Regions from separate parts of the Homo sapiens genome. Here regions 1 and 3 are each linked to region 2. A link is a loop called in an ENCODE intact Hi-C map of the cell type or tissue named here. Cell type or tissue: heart right ventricle. All regions are shown on one strand.

Region 1 (5,000 bases), 110 kb before region 2:
CAAGCTACAGTACAGTCAGAACAGGACTCTGAGACCACTCAGTTTGATGCTTTTTCTTCATTCCTTTCTGCACCCCTCTCCACCCCTCATAACCAACCGTTCCCTTTTCCTCATGCTCCAGTGGAGAGTCCAAGCAACGTTCCTGAAATCATGAGGAGCTCTGCCAGGCGCCTCAGCCTGCACAGAGACAGCTCTGCACTGCCTTTCTCTAGGAGCCAGATCCAACGAGGCTCTTCAAAGGGGCTGGAGGCCCACGGTGGCAGCTGGGCCCTTCCTTCACTCAACACTACTCAACCTCGCTGGGACTATTTGGAGTCAGAAGTCCTATGTTTGAGTTTCCACCCAGTGAAGTACCAGCTACAAAACCTTGGCCAAACCACTTCACTTCCCTGGGTCTCAGTTTCCTTGTCTGTAAAAGAACAGTAATAAATCCTGCCTTGTGTGTATTCTAGATGGTTGAGGATCAAGCAAGAAAAGATGCATATGAAAACTTTAAGCTATGAAATGTAATATACCAAGGTATTGACAATATAACAATAATTATTATTTTCAGTAATTTCTTGCCTGGGAGGAGTGATATACCCAGTCAACTGTGTCTCACAGTGTTTCTAAAATATCTTCAGGACAGAGATTTGTACCAGCCACAGACAGTGGTAGCGACCACACCTACGTTTAGAGTGGCTTCCTGCCGCAGGGTACACCTGTCCTTCCACCTCTTTCAGGTCAACGATAAGCCAGTGCTCTCAGCAGTAATCCTTGGCTCCCAATAATTACTGTTTGTGAAGACCCATCTAACACCAGGGAGAGGAGAGGTGTGTTCATTACTGCGGAGGAGGAGGGCAGTAGATGACACTTACTTCGTACCCTCTACTCCTTTGCATAACTTCTTCTGGACTCAGCGTATGTAGGGTTGTAGTTATTTGCAGTGTTGGAGTAAAATGAACCCTAAACACCAAACAGCTCCTGATCTGTACCTCTGAAAAGTGAGACTGATGGCTTCTCCTTTTTCTTCTCTTCCTTTCAGCTCTGTGACAGCATGGGCTCACCTCTAGCGAGCGCCTTCCTACTGACAGTGCTTGGCGGCGATCTGGTGTGCCTGTGGGGGCCTCCCACTTTAAAGGCCTTTCCCAGGTCCTCCAAACTGAACTTTGTGTCCTTGCTATGTGAAACATGGAAATCTTATTTATTTCCAAAAGCAACCTATACTCATTCCTAGAAATAGAAAGGATGGACCCAGGAGAACTGGCTCTGACATAAGTGAGTTGTGTCAACGTGGGGAGGTCACTTAACCTGTGTTTGCAACAATTTCTCTTTAAAATGGGGAGCACCATGCCCTGGCCTACATTACCATCCAGCCTGAGGTTTTAGTGAGATGCTGGGCATGGAAGCACTTTGCAAGGAGTTACACTAAGATAGTGGATGATTTTTATTTGAATACTGCAGCGATCCTCCCTTTCCTTCTGACACCTCTTCATGCCCTCATTCCATTCCATTCTACACTCTACCCACTTAGGTCTAATCTGACTTTACATATACCTGACTTTCTGGAATTCATTTGGTCTTAGTGGGCCACCATTTGCATTCTGCGAGACACCATGTGGCTCCTCAATCTGTTGACATGTGCCCTTCAAGCACACGGAGGCACTCAACATGGGCACCTAGCAGTCCATGTGGGCTGTGCACACACAACATCTGGTTTGGAAGCGGTGAACTGGTGAATTTAATTGTCCTATGCATCAGATTGAGTAACCGAAATCCAGAAGAACTCAAGGGTGAAGGACTTTCCCAAGGTCTATGGAGCACCAGTTTACTGCTCTAGAGCAGAAAGTCATATTTCCCAGAGTTTTTGATGAAAGGAATTCAGGGCAACAACATCTGGTGCTGATTTGAACGTGGTAGGTTGGGTACAAGGAGCTGCAGGGGGATGAGAAATCGTCTATGGCAAGAATCAGCACAGGTAATTTTCAGGCTGACTTGTTTCTCCCTCACTGAGCCACACTGGCTTGACAGCTGCTTCTTTGTACCCTGAAATATTTGAGCAGCCTGCAGTCACGGCCCTTTGCATGTCCCTGCCTGCTTTCGCCACTCGGGAAGAACTCAGGTCTTGCAGAGGCTACCCCTGATTCCCATGATTAGATGTGGACCCTGTAGGAGACAGAGGGGTGGGTCAGAGGCCCTGAGAGAGAAGAAGGAAGGAGGTTGGTATCTTCTTTTCCCTGAAAACAGTCCCCACAATTTCTGAGTGTTATTAAGAAGGTATTGATGTAGAATTCAAGTTCATTCCAGCACACAGTGGGTTTACCAAGTTGGCCAAGGGGGCTTTGTGGTCAATGACTATGACCTCAACTGCCCATCACTGAACTATATGTACAGGTCCTTCTGTCTTGATGAAACAATAGGAAGAAGCTAATTTGGGAAAGAAAGAATAGAGAGGTGTGTGGGTGTGTGAGTGTGTGCGCATGTTCTTTTATTAATTGATAATACATTAATTGTTTAGATTTTTAAAATCAAACACACACACACACACACACACACACACACACACACACACACACACACACACACACACACACGCTCCCGCTCTCTTTTATTAATTGATAAAGGCACCACTGCCCTCTACTGGCAACAATATCATCTTTCCAGTGTTAGAAATGCCTGGATGGAGCCTTCATTGCTTCAGATAAAAAAATTTTGAATACTTATTGCAAATACTTTTTCAAACAATTTGCAAATAAAGTGTATTTCATATTTATTCATTCATTCAACAAGTACTAACTGAAATGAGTAAGATGCGTATGCCCTGGTCTTGAGAAGTTACTATCTATCTAAAGAGTGGACAGGAATGCTAATTTAATGAGTACAATTGATTTCACCATGTCCAGGGTTAATACCCAAGTTGCAAGCCCCCTGAACCACAGAGCACAGCTTCTGACCCACTGCCCTGCACCCTTGATTGGGATGCTCAGAAACACAGCTAGAGACCTCTTTCTCACTGTCAAGGAGCATCTGCACTGGAATAACTTTCATGGAATCATGGGTCCAGAAGGTCAGACAAAATTCACATAAATCAGAGTGTGAGATTCCAAGGCCAGATGGGAAACCCATTCTCACAAGTCTTCAAGACTACTGTAATTCTTCAGGTTAGAGAAGCCTGTTTCTTCCAGCTCTCGCCTCAGGCACACATCCTTCGGATTCTTGGAAACAGTGATGTAGCATTCCCCTTTGCCTAGCCTCCTTCATATTATTTTCAAGTTTGTTCATATTGGGGTTACTCCAGGCAATTTAAACAGGCATGATTCCATTCAAACCTTCTGATGCTGGTTTTCTTTTTATTTATTTATTTTTTTTTTTTGAGACGGAGTCTCGCTCTGTCGCCCAGGCTGGAGTGCAGTGGCATGATCTCGGCTCACTGCAAGCTCTGCCTCCCGGGTTCATGCCATTCTCCTGCCTCAGCCTCCCGAGTAGCTGGGACTACAGGCGCCCGCCACCACGCCTGGCTGATTTTTTGTATTTTTAGTAGAGACGGGGAGTCACCGTGTTAGCCAGGATGGTCCCGATCTCCTGACCACATGATCCGCCCTCCTCGGCCTCCCAAAGCGCTGGGATTACAGACGTGAGCCACCGTGCCCGGCCTGAGTTTTCTTCTTGTGCTATTCTTTAATCAAATTAGGCAAAGTATGAATCCTTTCTCCACCAACATTGTTTTGGACTAGGTAATGCAATTTATATGGTACAAAAATCGAAACAATAAAGAAGTTTAAAGTTAATGTCAATCCTCCATGTCAGCCTTCTCTACCCTTTTCCATCTCCCCTCTGCCAGAGGTAATCGTTGTTAAATTGCCCCATGTATTCTCTTGGTATTTCTTTATGCAAATATGGACACATGCAAATGAACATTATTGTTGTTCTTCCCCTTTAGGCGAAAAGGAAGCATGCTATACACACCATTTTGAGCCTTTCCCCCACCACATAGCAGTATACATTGGATAATTTTCCATATCAATATATTTTTAAAGTTCCTCATTCTTTTTATAGCTGTTAATATTCCATCATGTGATAATATTGTGGTTTATTTAACCAGCCTTCTATGGATAGAAACTAGGTTTGTTTAGAATAAGTACTCTTGAGCTTATATTAGTAAAATATTTTTGCTCTCTCCTTCTCAGTTTTAGCCACCTTCTAATACTGTTTAAAATAGTGTTATGGGGCCAGGTGCAGTGGCTCATGCCTGTAATCCCAGCACTTTGGGAGGTCAAGGAGGGAGACTTGCTTGAGCCCAGGAGTTTGACACCAGCCTGGGTAGTATAGTGGGACCCTGTCTCTACTAAAAAATTAGCTAAGTATGGTCATGCCTGCCTGTAGTGCCAGCTATTCAGGAGGCTGAGGTGGGAGGATCACTTGAGCCCGGGAAGTGGAGGTTGCAATGAGCCAAGATTGTAGCATTGTACTCCAGCTTGGGTGACACAGCAAGACCCTATCTCAAAAAAAAAAAAAAAAAAATATATATATATATATATATAGTGTTACTGAACCATTGGAGGTTTATCTGCCTGATACCTACCACAGCAATTCTTGGGGACTCACTCTTGAGGGTCAGCTGCACACAAAAGAGCTCTGAATGCCCTCAGGATAGCAGAATGCAGGATGGAGGGCAGGGACAGAGCATTGGATCTTAGAACAAGATCTGTTCAGACTCTGGGAACTGACATGACAAGAAGAGCTTTTACTCCAGAACTTCTCGGAGAGGAATGATGAGACTTTCTGGGAGGACGGATCAAAACAATGACCCTGACATTAAACTAGAAATTACCTACGTGTAATTGAAGCTGCACCACTCTTAGAGGGGCACACAAACCTAAGAAGTGAAGGACCAAAGGAAATGAAGATTGAAAGAGACATCAGGCAGTGGGCTAAAAAGAAACATAACAGACCCACATGTCCCTTTCCAAAGCTGTGCCATACCATTCCAGCCCTGTCCTCATCCTCTGTACACAAAGTCA
Region 2 (5,000 bases):
TTAACAGACAAGAGAAGGACAGAGTTGTCCCCATTTTCAAAAAGGGGGAAAGGGGCATATTATAAAAACTATAAGCCAGTCAGCTTGACAATTATCCCTGGCAGAATTCTAGAACAGAATTTTAAAAGGCTATTTACTCCACAAACATTATTATAATAATAGAAAGAAGGGGGAAATAACCCACAATTTCACCACTTTAACCCATCAACTGAACAGATTATTAAATAGACTCTTTGTAAGTCTTTAGAAAAGCAGAGATCACTCAGAGCCAACCCCAAACCTCAGAAACAAAACATGTCTTCATTTATTCCTTTTTTGATAAGGATATTAGATTGGTAGAAAGAAGAGGCATCAAAACCATACTTTCTTTCAGCATGGCCTTTGACAAGAACTTTTATAATTACCTTGCCATAAGACATGAACTGGCTGATAGCCAGTGGGTGCAACCATGGCTAGGGTAGGAATTATACCTACATGGTGCTGATTAGTTCGTAGACCAGCCTGAGGGAAACTATGGTGGCGAGTCATGCAGATTCTGTCTTTTAAATTTCCCTAACAGTAATATTTTTATCTGCCTTAGAGGACATGCTTGTCAGATATTCCTATGACATGGACAAGGAGGGATAGTTGATTTGAAGGATGATGGGCTAATACTAATAATAGTAACAATAAACACTTATTGAGAACTTACTTCGTGCCATGAATTGTGCTAAATATACTTTTTGCACGAAATCATCACATATAAATTGTACCACCCTATGAGAAAAGTAGCAATATTATCTGCATTTTAGAGATAAGAAAGCTGATGTTTTAAGAGATCAAGTCAACTGCCCAAGATGACATAGCTTATGAGGGAGGAACAAACTTTTGGATCCAGGTATGTCTGGCACCAGAGTCTGAATGAAATTACTCTAAGTAATTTTAACAGCCCACAGCTATGAACTGAAATCCTCATGGTATCACAGGGCGTAACGTCTGCATTTTAATTCTAAACGTCAACTGTTTATGTAAGGGCGGGTAGATTTTGCTACATCCACATTAGTGGCTTGGGAGTTTTAGTTGACCGGGGGCTTTAAAGGGAAAACGGTGTGACATAACTGTGCAGAAAATTAACCAAATTTCAGCTGCATTCATAGAAGCATACTACTTAAATCCAGGCAACTAACATAGGCCCACTGGCTGTGAGATCAGAACACACTTTAAGATAAATCAAAGAAAGATATCCAAGATAGAGCTAGAAAAGATGTCATATGAAAAATTACTGCAGAAACGGATGCTGTTTTTGACTGAGAAGGCCCAAATCATCACAAATTTGAGGAGCAGTCATATTACAAAAGAAGGTTATACTGCATTCCTCTAAAAGGAAGAATGGAGATATATGAGCACAAATTATAAAGAGCCATGCTTTGGCTTAATCTAAAGAAGACTATTCTAACCTTAGAACCGTCTAGAGATAGAATGGGCTGCTTCTCCTGAGTGGTCAGTTTGCTGTTACTACAAGATTCTAAACAGACTGGCCAACCACTTGTTCATGTGGAGGAGATTATTGTGGGGGTTAGGAGGAAGACAGATAATAAGTTCCTTTCCCAATAAATTCTCACTTTGGGAGGATGAGGCAGGTGGATCGCTTGAGCCCAGGAGATTGATACTAGCTTGGGTAACACAATGATACCCCATCTCTGCAAAAAATAAAAAATTAGCTGGGCATGGTGATGCACACCTATAGTCCCAGCTACTCGGGAGGCTAAGGCAGGAGGATCACTTGAACACAGACGTTGAGGCTGCAGTGAGCCATGCCACTGCACTCCAGCCTTGGTGATACAACCATACTCTGTCTCAAAAACAAAACAAAACAAAACAAAAGAACAACAACAAAAAAACAACACTAAAACTCAACTTAGGTGTTAGCTTAACAGAACTTGTTTGGTGGTTATAGTTCAAATTGTGAATTATTCCTCAATTGCTTCATCAAATAATCCTCAAATAAGTGCAAACAAGTTAAAACAATCTGCTCTATTATGAAGTAGAAGAGCTCATTTAATTTTAAATGAGGCTGGGCACGGTGCTTTACACCTGTAATCCCAGCACTATGGGAGGCCAGGAGTTTGAGACCGGCCTGGGTAACATAGTGAGACCTTGTCTCTAAGAAAAAAAAAAAAAAAAGATAATTTTATTAAGGCAACTGAATTCATATCAGAATTATTCAACTGGTAAAGACCCCATCCCATATCAGAGTAAGAATTTAAGACATCACTTTTGATGATAGTGTTCAACTAAGTCCCCTGACCACTTATCTCTGGTTTTGACCCTGCGTAGTTAAGGGATTTAGAGTTCTTTTTAAATACTTTATTCCTAAGGATACATTGTACTACTTTAATTCAGTCCTGACCATTTGGTTGATTTAGGGTAAAGCAGCTCAATTAGATTATTGCTACTCCAGAAAGCTGTTCTAAAATGTGCTCAACAAAAGCTGGTCTTGTCCAGAAACAAAATAATTCTCTGGCTTATTAGAACTTTTGTGCTCATGGATTGTTTTGCTTTGTGTTTTGTTTTGTTTCATTTGGTTTTGTTTTAATCAGAAACGTTCTTGCCTGTGTCCCAGCGCCATCTTGTGTTAGAAATGAGCATATTTTCCAATTAGGTGGAAAAAATCCATTTTGGGCGATCTGTGAGGGACCACTACTCCTTTCTGCACCCTAGAATATCTGGATTGGAAGAAACCCCAAAGGTCAAATGTCATCTAGGCAAGACTTCCCCAAGATGCCTGCCAGAGGTAGAGGTTTTTAGTCTAGTCCCCAGAATATGCGTAAATCCAGGAGGCTAGAGCTGGAAGAAATTCTCCTAGAACAAATGAAAATGAAATAGTTGGATGAGAGAGATCAGAAGCAGTTTTTCCTTTCTATTTCCTTTTAGTTTCACTTTCATAGATCTCCTGGTATGTTCAGAAAAGCAAAGACATGTGACTGGAGACCTACGGAAATGCTCTGCCGTAGCTTCGGGAGCAGGAAAGGATCTGAAATGATGACATAAGAAAACGCATAAATACCCTACAATGAAGGGTAGAAGTTAATTTTTTTCAGAGCAATGCTTTTCAATAAGTGGCTGCCAGGCAGATCTTGTTCAACCCTATGTCATAATAAGACTTGTCTTAAAATCATTCCATATTTAATGTATTGGGCTTTGAAGAGAAGGATATATTTCTCTTCCAATTTTAGGATTATTTAAGATTTGAGTTAATGTTAAGAACCTTCTATCGAATAAAAATACTCTAAGTGTGATGCGAGCATTATCCCAAATCCTGAATGTAGATGGAGGGTTTTGGATTTGTTCATAGCTAACATCCCTTTCCTGCTCTGAGAGTTTCTTACTCTGTGATTTGGGGCCACGCACAAGGTCAACAGCAAGTGCCTTTGTGTCAAGTTATCCTGGCCCAAAGGGCGCAGGGGTTGGCAGGGTAAGAGTCTCCTTGTCGTTTAGCTGCACAGTTGACTCAAAGCGAGTGATCTGCACCAGATTTCTAATCACTCATGATTCTCAGCTGCTTCTTGCCTCTTGTGTCCTTTGGATGGTTTGTAAATTCACTTCATAGTCTCCCTCAGTAGATGAAAAATTCCACAAAGACAGGGACTGTATCTTTTGCTTCCTACATCTCTGGGCATCTTGGTGCTGATGAATCTGAGCCCAGAATCTGATTTGTGTCAGTATGACACCAAATCATGGACTTTGAGAGATGGCAGCAACCTTGGAGATCACCTGGTTCAATCATCTCATTTTTTAGTTGGGAAACTGAGGCCCCAAAATGGGATGTTATGCACAATATCACATAATATAGCGGTACTGAGCTTGGATCAGTTCCTGAGTCTCCTGTTTTAGCCACTGACAGTGTATCTCAATCTCTCTGTCTCCACAACTGGCAGAGGACATACACTGTTCCCACTCCAGCTTAAAGCAGCTAACCACACACAAGAACCTACTTCAAACCCAGGAGGTGGAGGTTGCAGTGAGCCGAGATCACGCCATTGCACTCCAGCCTGGGTGACAGAGGGAGGCTCTGTCTCAAAAATTTTTAAAAAGCCCTATGTAAGTGAATATTGCCTTCTGCTTCATAATATACACATTTGCTTTAACATTAAAAATAATGTTAGAAGCTGGGAGCGGTGGCTCACGCCTCTAATCCCAGCACTTTGGGAGGCTGAGGCGGGTGGATCACGAGATCAGGAGATCGAAGCCATCCTGGCTAACACAGTGAAACCCCGTCTCTACTAAAAATACAAAAAAGTTAGCCAGGCATGGTGGCGGGTGCCTGTAGTCCCAGCTACTCGGGAGGCTGAGGCAGAAGAATGGCGTGAACCCGGGAGGTGGAGGTTGCAGTGAGCCGAGCCGAGATCGGGCCACTGCACTCCAGCCTGGGCGACAGAGCGAGACTCCATCTCAAAAAAAGAAAAAAAAAAAAAGTTAGATTTTTTTTTTCTAATAAGGAAAATTGGTACTGAAGATCTAATGGTAAAGAGTCATTTATTTTCCTTGGCATACTGCTGTAATCCCTGGAGTTAAAACAAAGTTGTAATGTTGGATGGAGTGCTTGGGGTTCTGGAATGGTGATCCTCTTTCTGAGTATGGTTCTGTGCCCCCTGAAGGTATGTGAGGGAGGACGGAAGTCAGGCAGGGAGGTCAACAGGGGAGGTAAAAGCCAAGATCTTGACATTTACAAAAATTATGTAATTGTTTTAACAGCTTTGTTGAGGTGTAATTCACGTATAACTCATCCATTTAAAGTTCAATGGCTTTACATTTCAATGGTTTTCAGCATAAAAGTGCTGTGTCTTGAGAAAACAGGACAGAGATCTTGAGAAGCTGGAGCTGGTGATGGTTGTGTTAAAACACACCCCTCCACACAGTGCCTTTTGGAGTATAAGAAATAGTGACACCTAGCTTTTAACTCAGTGTATGCCCTGTCCTGCCTCTTAGTTATCTGTAGGGCGTTATTAAACCAGAGAAGC
Region 3 (5,000 bases), 150 kb before region 2:
AGGCTGGTCTCAAACTCCTGAGCTCAAACGATCTGCCTGCCTTGGCCTCTTAAAGTGCTGGGATTACAGGCACGAGCCACCAAGCCCAGCTGCTCATGCATCTTTGAGGTAGGGCTTCACCCACGTGCACCTCCAAAAAGGCCTCTGAAAAGACTTGTCTGCATTTTCTTAAAATCTAGAGAGAAGAGAATTCTGCAGCCACCCAGGCAACACTTTCTAATCCTGCCCAAATCCTCATAGCTAGTAGCCCAAATTCATCTTGCTTCATCCAAAGGCCACTCTCATTTGCTGGGGTGGTAGTGGCAGGAGAAACCCAGCTGCACTTTGTCAGTACTGCACAACCCCTCCATCAAGTTGGACCGTATTAACTAATGGAATGCCCGCTGCAACCTCCTCACCCACCCTAGCCTTTTCTTCTACAGTTTTTTTGTTTTTTTTTTTTTTTGAGACAGAGTCTCGCTCTGTCGCCCAGGCTGGAGTGCAGTGGCACGATCTCGGCTCACTGCAAGCTCCGCCTCCTGGGTTCACGCCATTCTGCTGCCTCAGCCTCCCGAGTAGCTGGGACTACAGGCGCCTGCCACCACGCCCGGCTGATTTTTTGTATTTTTAGTAGAGACGGGGTTTCACCGTGTTAGCCAGGATGGTCCCGATCTCCTGACGTCATGATCCGCCCACCTCGGCCTCCCAAAGTGCTGGGATTACAGGCGTGAGCCATTCTTCTACAGTTTATAGAAAGCTGTAGCTTCCCAAACTTTATGATTCTCCCCAGAGCCCTTCTTCTGGTTTCACTTTCTAACATGCCCAGGAGCCTGGCACCCCACCCTCTTGCAACATGCTCTGCACCCTGAGAAGGCTTTTCTGATTGTCTCTGCAGTAAGGGTCATGAATTGGCCTCTCTCACCCAATTGCCCCGTGATTAAGCCACTAACTGTTAAGCACCGCAGTGTAATAAAGTCACCAGCTCATTTTATGGAAGATATTTTTCTCAAGAGTCCAAAGTGCCTTCTAAGTGTTATACTGCCCCATTACTTTACTGCATTAGAAGCCAAGAAGATGGTGTCTAAAACTTTAGCCAAAATTTCTGTGCCTGTCCTATTTTAGCTTTCCTTCCCCTCATTTGGTTCACTGAAATCCACTGAAGCCACCAGTATAACTTCTGCCTCTGGATCAGTGGTCAGTTCTCAATTACCAATATGTGGATCAGCTATTTTGTGGGTCTTCACTTGCTGTTGGCTATTGTGAGGTGCGATCTTACAGAAGACAGACCATTCCATGCACACAATAATGAGGAAAACAGACATTTGCACAGTTAAGAGCTATACATAGAAACTTAGAATGGCCCAGGTCTGGACAGCTGGTCAACCCCAGGGACCAGGTGATGTGTGGTGAGCTCCTTGTGCCTAAGGGGGAAGAAGCTCACCTGCCTCTTCCAAGAGCACTTGCTTCTAGGGGCCGCTCAGTATCCCTAACATGCTTAGCAGGATACTGCAAATGCTTGTTGATGAACAGGAATCATCAGTTAATCCATCTGCAGGCTCTAAACACCCACAAGGGATTTGAATTCACTACTGAAGCAGCAGCAAGGCAGCAGCTGTCACTCAGCACCTGCCACAGGGGAACTGGCCAGATTTCAGAAAGGGTCCTCCGAGGCCAAAGATGGCAGCAAGGAGAGATTCCAGTGGGATCAGGGGTGACAGCTGGAGTTGAAGGGGAAGATGCAGAGAGGAGCTTGAAGGGGAAAGGAGAAAGGGTGGGCAAAAAGCAAGTAACCGTGTATGAAAAGAGGAAGAAAGAGGCAAAATGGAAAAGGGGTGACCCTCAAACAAAGCCAGAGGGCACTAAGAGGAGTACTGGTAGGAAATCTCAGATCAGCTTTCCGAACGATACCTCCTTGCTACAATTTTGGCCACCAGAGGGCTCCTGTATTCCAAAAATATTATGGAAAATGCCAAATGTCTCCAATATTTTGCACTCCAAGCATACACATGTGAAATTAGCAATTTCTGTTTATGTGCAATAAATGATTGTCTTTGAAGACTTGGAGATTTAATTCTGATTTTGACACTGTGTCCCCAAGTAAACAGTATCCTGGACATCAACCTCTCTGCTCTGTTTCTCTATGTGCAAAAAAATGGAGAGGCTATCCGATATCTTGTTACAATTTACAGCCAGAATTAGGTGGGGGAGAAGTAGAGGCAGAAAATGGCTCTAGCAAGTAAGACTTAAGACTGCAGAGATATATATAGATCACCGCTTCTCTATGATCCTATGTATTAAGGATGACAAGACCTGTATCTTGGATGTTTGCACCATCCTTGCCCTGGTGAAACTCATATAGAGAAAAAAATAATGCACATGTGTTTGGTAAAAGGCTCAGGTTAATGTGCCAGTTCTGTCCATGTCTAACTACATGACCTTGGCTTAAACCCCTAACCTCATTAATTTCTTTTCTCCTCTATAAAATAAAAAGGGTTCTTATCTCACAGGTTGGACATGAGAATTGAATTCCATAATGTCTTTGAAGGGAGTTGGCACATGGTAAAAGCTCATTATTTATGCATTAACTCAAGTATGCCCTGCAAGTGAGATTGACATTACTAAGAATCCTAAGAATTGCAAAACTGGCACACACTGGGCATCCTCAGCATGAAAAGACTAAGAATGACATCACGTCTGCCTTCAAATATTTGAAGAGCTATCACATGGAAGAGGGATTAGAACTCTTCTATGTCATCCCAAGAAGTAGAAATGGGACCCATGGGTGGATTAGGGAATCAGATCAAGCCTGACAGAGAATTATACGAATTGCCTAACACATAAAGCTTTCCAAAAAAATGGGGTGAGGAGATCAAGTTAGCTCACATCTGGGGGTGTTCAAGGAGAAGCTGGTTGAGCAACGTCAGAGAAGTTGTAACGCCGATTCTTGCATCAGATGGGAGAGGCTAGATTTGATGACCCACTAGAACCTCCCCACCTCAGCAAATTCTATGGTTCCTCGTTCCAAGCAAAGGGAAAAAAGCCTTGTTATGTCTCGTAGGAGCTCATGTTGGTCAAAAGGATGGTCTTCCAGCCTGGCAGGTGTAAATGCGTACACTTCCCCCATGTCGTGCCCTCCCTGTGCATCTGGCCAGCCCTGATCATATCCCTGGCCATAGAGAATGGCCAGGGCCCAGACATTGGATAATAGCCAAGACAAGTGCTATTCACATCAAAGATGTTTGATCTTTGATCATACTCATTATTTGTGGAATGACTGATTGGTGTTCCTGACACAATAGTGGATGACCAAAGGAAGGTAGGGATGGAGGGCAAAGCTGTAAATAAGGAATGAATACATGATAAAGAAAGGGGTGGGCTGGGCGCGGTGGCTCACCTGTAATCCCAGCACTTTGAGAGGCCGAGGCGGGAGGATCACGAGGTCAGGAGATCGAGAACATCTTGGCTAACATGGTTGAAACTCCGTCTCTACTAAAAATACCAAAAAAAAAAAAAAATTAGTTGGGCGTGGTGGCGGGCGCCTGTAGTCCCAGCTACTTGGGAGGCTGAGGCAGGAGAATGTCTCAATGCAGAGCTTGCAGTGAGCCGAGATCACACCACTGCACTCCAGCCTGTGCAACAGAGTGAGACTCCATCTCAAAAAAAAAAAAAAAAAAAAAAAGAAAGGGGTGTAGGATGGGTACAATGGAGCACACGGTTGCCTCACTGTTCAAGCATCTTTAGATCCAGAGCTGTGTGACTTGGGGCACTTTCCTTCTGTCTCTTCCTCAATCTTATGCTGAGAGCAGTTCTTTCTCTCACAGCAAGGGAAGTCTGTCAAGAGGCAGAAGTCTAGACATAATGACTTTTGGATGTGCTTCCTCTGTATAGTGCCAGTGCAAAACGAGATTCCACTTAGACCTTCTCTCTAAAGAGGATATTCATAATTTTGCTAAGACAAAATGGGAAGAGAAAGAGAAGGCATTCCTAGCTGTCATGGAAGGAGGCTACCAGAAAAGAATCAGGGAAAGGAGAGTATCTCAGGAGTCAAAGCACGAGACTGCAATCTAAAGAAACTTCGTTTTGCAACTCAACTTGATTATTAACTAGATGTGCAATTATGAACAATACCCATGCTTCAATTTCTTTATCTGCAAAAGACAGTTAATAATGTCTCTTAAAGTTTGCTTAAAAGTGCTTGGCACAAAGTGGTATTCAGATCATGGCGCATTGCTCTTGTTGTTATGGATTAAGAACCAGTCAGGATCAAGGAAACTTGAACAGTTCCCACTCAGAAAAAGAACATGTACATGTATGGAGTCTGAAGAGAGATGTAGGTATGCTTGCCCTGAAGGTGCAACCATGAGACTGTGTCTGGAGTTATGTAAACTGAAGTGGTGTCTGGACCAAATGCATAGAGTCTGGTTTGGACCAAATGCATAGAGTCTGGTTTGGGTAAGGAAAGAGGAAGAGGACATGGATGTGTACAACATGTAACCAAATGTGCACAGTGTCAGTCACCTTAAAAAGAAACGAGTTGGACCATGCTGTATTGCTGCAAGAGAGCAACATTCTCCACATGGCTGGACTCAGGAAAGTAAATGGGCCCTTGTTGCATATAAGGCTGCCTGAGAAAAAGCAAACATTGACTCCCAGAAACAGTCTTAAAGTAATGGGCATGTCATAGGGCAGATGGTAGCCAGCTGTTCTCCAGTTTTTCTGAGACCAGCAGAATAGGAGATGTTCTATGACTGCATCGGGAGGGAATTCATTATCCCCAAAGGCTCCCCAACCCTCAGGTCTGTTAAGACCACTGATATTACTGACTGAGGGAGGTTATGAAGTAGCCTTCTTAAGTGCTTTAAATATAAGGCTATTATTCATGTTTTGGGGATGATGTCTCCCATCTTCACTAAACTGATGCCTGAATACCAGTCATGGGCTATGATATCCCAAAATGCTGGCTATAGGAATTGCAAATGTTTCACTGGAAAAATGGAAAACTAGCATCATTTTTAGTTCAC

The links. A loop is a pair of places that touch in the nucleus more often than their neighbours do. Peaks named below come from ENCODE experiments on the same cell type or tissue, not always from the same donor. Only the 100,000 strongest peaks of a DNase experiment are listed, where the experiment ranks them.
Region 1: a loop joins it to region 2, with 2.1 times the contacts of the local background. A loop is called at or near these places in 28 of 110 quality-filtered maps.
Region 3: a loop joins it to region 2, with 18 times the contacts of the local background. A loop is called at or near these places in 99 of 110 quality-filtered maps.

The regions. Positions count from the first base shown.
Region 1 is chr12:3,993,606-3,998,605 of GRCh38, reverse strand. No RefSeq gene overlaps it. Among named protein-coding and RNA genes, the nearest start is that of LINC03141, 16 kb to the left of the region's middle. In heart right ventricle, CTCF peaks have their summits at 2,406 and 2,621 (motif pointing left); a DNase peak (open chromatin) is centred at 2,565; H3K27me3 peaks cover 1,364 bases.
Region 2 is chr12:3,883,295-3,888,294 of GRCh38, reverse strand. All of the region lies in intron 1 of PARP11-AS1 (PARP11 antisense RNA 1), which reads right to left. Among named protein-coding and RNA genes, the nearest start is that of PARP11, 12 kb to the right of the region's middle. In heart right ventricle, CTCF peaks have their summits at 2,608 (motif pointing left) and 4,945; no DNase peak of the experiment used is centred here; H3K4me3 peaks cover 859 bases; H3K27ac peaks cover 1,563 bases.
Region 3 is chr12:4,034,782-4,039,781 of GRCh38, reverse strand. No RefSeq gene overlaps it. Among named protein-coding and RNA genes, the nearest start is that of LINC03141, 25 kb to the right of the region's middle. In heart right ventricle, a CTCF peak has its summit at 1,897 (motif pointing right); a DNase peak (open chromatin) is centred at 1,881.